Linked DNA regions of Homo sapiens: region 2 is linked to region 1. Evidence: read pairs that join two places in POLR2A ChIA-PET (ENCODE). Cell type or tissue: A673. All regions are shown on one strand.

Region 1 (2,500 bases):
AATTGGACCACGGGTGGGTTCCTGTCCCAAACTGGGTCAGTGAGAGCCCTTTGCTGGGGAACGTGGAGCTGATGCAAAGACACTCCAAAACCGTCTGTCTACCTCTTAGAGAATCCATAAACACAAGCTGTTGTGGCACTCATTCTCTGCCTTGGGAACTGGAAACAGAAAGAACTGGAAAAGCGAGAGAGGACAAAACAAACATGCAGAGAAGAGAGAGATGGAGAGAATTTTCTAAGTTCTTACAACGAACGCTCTAGTCTCTGCCTTTGGCTATCCCTGAGGCCCTGCTGGATCCCTAGCATTTTGTCCTTACAATAAATTCTCCTCTTTGCTCAAGTTCTCTCTACTATCTCTGTTCCTTACAAATTTAAGAGTCCTAATTACCCCAATCTCCCCAACCTCTAGAGTATTTCAGTCCTGTCTTCCTTCTGTTATGGATCCACTATTGCCCTGGGCCATATTTTACCTTGAAGATGACACTAGGGGTTTCTTCTTTCCTTCGAGACAGGGTCTCACTCTGTCTCCCAGGAGAGAGTGCAGTGGCGCCATCATTGCTCACTGCAGCCTTAACCTCCTGGGCTCAAGTGATCCTCCCACCTCAGCCTCCTGAGTAGCTAGAACTGCAAGTGTGCACCACCACAACTGGCTACTTTTTTTAATTGTTATTTTTATAGAGACAGGGTCTCACTATGTTTCCCAAGCTAATCTCAAACTCTGGGCTCAAGTGAGCCTCTTGCCTCCCAAAGTCCTGGGAGTATAGACATGAGCCACTGCACCTGGCCCTTTTTTTTTTTTTAAATTAAAGGAAAGTTTATTCTTTTTGTACAAGTATCTTCAGGTATTTATAATTTTACAGTTTATATTCATACATATAATTCTAGATGATTAAGAAAGGGATCCATTTTTATAAGTTGAAGAGGTCAAGATGAAAGTGTTTTTCCTTTTGATATATGGTTTTAAAGCCACAGTCTTTTCTATGAGATATTAAAGCTCCAAATGAAAGTATGGTTCTCCATTGTATGGGAGAAGTTTATTTTCTTTTGTTTCCAGCAAAGCTGTCAGCCCCCAGCCTCCATCATGGCACTAACTAGCTACACATGAGTGACTGGAACACACATCTCTACAACTGGCCCAGTCCCCACCAGGTATGTTTAAAGAGGCTGCCTTTGAGGACCCTATAATAAAGGAATCCTTTATCAAAGGACATGCCCAAACCAGGTGCAACAATCCCACAGACTCTACTAATGCACACTTTATTGCCAGGGACAGTGACATTCATGGAGAGCAGAGCAGAATCCTCCCAATTTACTAGCAGCAGCCAAATTCTCAATCTTTTCCAAAGGGAATGAAGATCCAGCATGCTCCTCTGCCACTCCTCTCATGAGCAGGTAGGAGAGTGGGCACTCACTGGGCAGAGCCAGAGAGGAGGGGCAGCCATCCAGGAGAAGGAGGATGACGCTAGGTTTCATCTTCTATGTCAATTTCAACCAGTTGGTTGTGCCTCTCTAGAATGCTATGATGACAAAGATTCTGAGGCCATTTTCAGGCTTAAAAAGAATTCATGGGTTGATTAACAATGTCTGCCATGGGCACGGATTGGGAAGGGGCTGAGTGCTCACCATGTATATTCACTGACCTTGTCACACATACAACACCCAGCTCATTGCCACCCCTGTAGACACGCATAAGACATACTTGTTGAATGAATACATGACATGATTATCTAAGGGACCCCTTTGGTGGGATGAGTGACAGGGATGCAGGACACGAAAGATGTGAGGAGGAGCAGAACAGATAAGACAGAGACATGTGATGCTCTCAGTTCAGGAATCAAATACACAGGGTTGAGAGACCTCCGTATTCATCAGGATTCTTCTGATCTAAAGGGTTTCAATTTTTTTGTAAAGGAAACGTTTGCTTCAGGTAACCAAAAAAAGAGACCAAGAATAGGTCTTGCTTCAGGTATCGGTGCATCCAGGAGCTCCCGCACTGTATCTCTACATGCCATTCAGCTGTGCTTTTGTCTGTGTTGTCTTCATTCTCAGGTGGGCTCTCCTGAAATGGTCACAGAAATAGCCAGCAACCATTTCAAGGCTTGCTTACATACTATAATCTCAGCAACTAAAACAAACAAACAAACAAAAAATCCCAGGGCTGATTTTTTGTTGTTTGTTTGTTTTTAAAGACAGGGTCTTGCTCTGTTGCCCAGGTTGGAGTACAGTGGCAGGATCATCAATCACTCTGTAACCTCAGTTCCTGGGCTCAAGCTATCCTCCTGCCTCAGCCTCCCAAGTAGCTGGGAGTACAGGCGTGTGCCACCATCCCCAGATAATTTCCAAGTCCTGCCTAATTTTGCCCAAACTGAATCATGTGCCCACCCCTGGAGCCAGAGAGTGAAGCGAGCTCTACTGTAATCATGTGGGCTGAGAATGGGGAAGGAATTATTCTTTACAGGAAAATGGGGATGTTGCTACCTGAATAAGGGGACTGGGTGCTG
Region 2 (2,500 bases), 350 kb after region 1:
TCCTACCGCAGCCTCCCAAGTAGCTGGGACTACAGGCATGCGTCACCAGACCCAGCTAATTTTTTCTTTTCTTTCTTTTTTTTTTTTTTTTGTAGAGACGGGGTCTCATTATGTTGCCCGAGGCTTCAGTATCTTTTCCAAAGCAACATGAAAGAAATGTGACCGTAAATCAATCAGCTTCTTGGTGTGATCTATGTGACGGCTAGGTGATAAACGAGTTGGTCAGAGAAAACTGGAAATATTTCCAAAGCCATGTTTACTCCCTTCACCCACCTGTGAGTCTTCGCCTTGGCTGTTTCCGACTCGGAATGTCCTCGCATTGATCCTCCCAATCACAGCCAGCTGAAACCAGCCTCCTTCCTGACGTATTCAGTAACTTTAGCTGATTGCCATCTCTCCTTCATCTCAACAACCTGTACCACACTCACTGGAGCACTTCGCTTTGCATCTTTAGTCGACCAGTTCAGATATATACAACCTATAAGGTAGGGACGGAGGCTTCTACCTGCCTGTACCCCCTTTGGAGGGCCCACGAATACAGAGCTGAGCACAAAAGATGTTTAAAGGACATTTTGTCAAAAATGTCGCTTACAGGTAGGTCGTTATTAGCAAGGTAGAGCAGCGGTACGGCCGAGTCTACGCTTGGGAATTCATTTGCTGACTCTTATCATTTACTGACTAAAGCAAAGTTACTGAGGCCTCAGTTTCCTCATCTACAACCCGGGGAGATGACCAGTACCCATCACAATCGATTGCTATGAAGATTCAATGATAATGCAGATAAGGCACTTAATACAGTGTCCCCTCACCGTCCACACCACACGGGCACGCCCGCTTATTCCTGAGGACCGGGCTGGGATGTCGCCTCCTTTGTGTAGCCTTCCTACCCTGACTTCGCAGACTGCTCCCACCGCCTGGATCCATGCCCGTCCACCCGCCAGCTCAGGGCTGAACGGCTGAGGCGGGCGCGCGGTGGAGAAAAGAGCTGCAGACTGAGGAAGGTCAGGAAGGAGAAAGGGACACACCAGACGCGGCGTCTGAATCCCCCTCCACCCAGAGGCCCCCGAGCAGCAACTCCGCCCCACCTCCCGCCCGCTCCGCCGGAAGCCGGTCAGCGCCAGCCGGAAGCCCCGCCCCCTAGAGGCACCGCGGACACCGTGCAGCGCTGTTCACCCAGATGCCAGCTGTGACCTTGGCTAAGCCAGTGACTTAACTCGGGCCCGTTCCCCATTCCCACGTTGTTGCCAAGTCTCCAGCCTGGAAAGTAAACGGGCTTCAGGTGTCCTGTTTAGATGCTTAAAATGAGGAACGGCAGGAGCACACACACTGCTGCCACCTCACACCTTTTCACTTCATCCTGACGAAGCTGCAGTTTAGTTTATATTTTAACTCAAAGACGTGTTAGGTTTTGGTTTGATGGCACTCATCCAGCACTTGTGCAGAAAACAAGGTAAAGGGGGCCCATGGGTCTATCAGATAACCTGAACCCGAGACCTCTCAATCTGGAGGAACAGCTTGAAGAAGTCATCTAGAAGCTATAAAGTCACAGAAGCTTCTTATCCTATTGAAAGCAAGACTTCCTATCCAATGGCAATACAAACTTTTACGCAGTAAGGTAAAAAATATAGCCTGTCCATATAGCAACCTATCCATAGTAAGCAAGTTAAAAGACAGGTTCAAGAGGAAGTGTTTCCAACTAGCTTTTCTTGTAGGCCTTCTTCTTCTCAATGACACCCCTCCAGCTTCTGATATATCCTCAAATGCTGCTGCCCACTATAAAAAAAATCTCATCAGTCCTGATTTCAGAAAAATTTTAGACCAACAAATCAGAGGTAAGAGACTGATCCACTGAAAACTAGGGAGTGTCCTAAATCACCACACACAAAACACAGGCTCTTTGTTTCAAGTTTTAATCAAAGCTTGTATATAAGATTACTTTATTCCTGCATCTTCTCAATGGTTTCTTCCTTGTATTTGCCCTTTTCCTTTCCTACTTGGCGAGATTTGGCTTTCCGTTCGAGGATCTTTTTGCGGTCTTTGTCCAGTTTTAGCCTAGTGATAACCACCTGCAGAAAAATAAGAAAAAAACACTCCCAAGCTTTAAATAATCACTAAAACACAAGGGAAAGCCCAACATTCAATACCATTTCCCAAACCTGGGGTAGGTGGATGCCTAATAAGAAAAGATTTTAACTTTTAAAAAACTCCAGAAATCACTCTTTAGCCATCAAACCTGGCTTATTTACTAATTTCCTACCAACAAAGGAGAAAAGGCAAGATGGTATCAGTAATTCTTAAAGCCTCTTCTGTGCTTCATTATAAGATTTGTTTCTTTTTCACTGAGAAATATATGATTCTGCTCTTCTCACTACAGTTTTACAAGCTGTCATATACAAATATATTTGTTTCCAAAGTAACTTCAGGCTGGGTGCGGTGGTTCATGCCCCCAATCCCAGCACTTTGGGAGGCAGAGGCAGGCGGATCACCTGAGGTCAGGAGT

Evidence for each region. ChIA-PET counts read pairs that join two places held together with the same protein. Peaks named below come from ENCODE experiments on the same cell type or tissue, not always from the same donor. Only the 100,000 strongest peaks of a DNase experiment are listed, where the experiment ranks them.
Region 2: POLR2A ChIA-PET joins it to region 1 with 16 read pairs; 3 of 35 experiments call an interaction of 5 or more read pairs at or near these places.

Annotation. Positions count from the first base shown.
Region 1 is chr17:8,026,001-8,028,500 of GRCh38, forward strand. No RefSeq gene overlaps it. Among named protein-coding and RNA genes, the nearest start is that of ALOX15B, 12 kb to the right of the region's middle. In A673, no CTCF peak of the experiment used is centred here; no DNase peak of the experiment used is centred here.
Region 2 is chr17:8,375,627-8,378,126 of GRCh38, forward strand. It overlaps KRABD2 (KRAB domain containing 2), which reads right to left and starts at 1,078. Exons shown (of 2, transcript NM_001304947.3): 1 at 274-1,078. It overlaps RPL26 (ribosomal protein L26), which reads right to left. Exons shown (of 4, transcript NM_000987.5): 4 at 1,890-2,066. The coding sequence ends at 1,938. RefSeq lists an enhancer at 717-1,268 and a silencer at 1,013-1,212. In A673, a CTCF peak has its summit at 1,167 (motif pointing left); a DNase peak (open chromatin) is centred at 1,125; H3K4me3 peaks cover 1,698 bases; H3K27ac peaks cover 2,452 bases.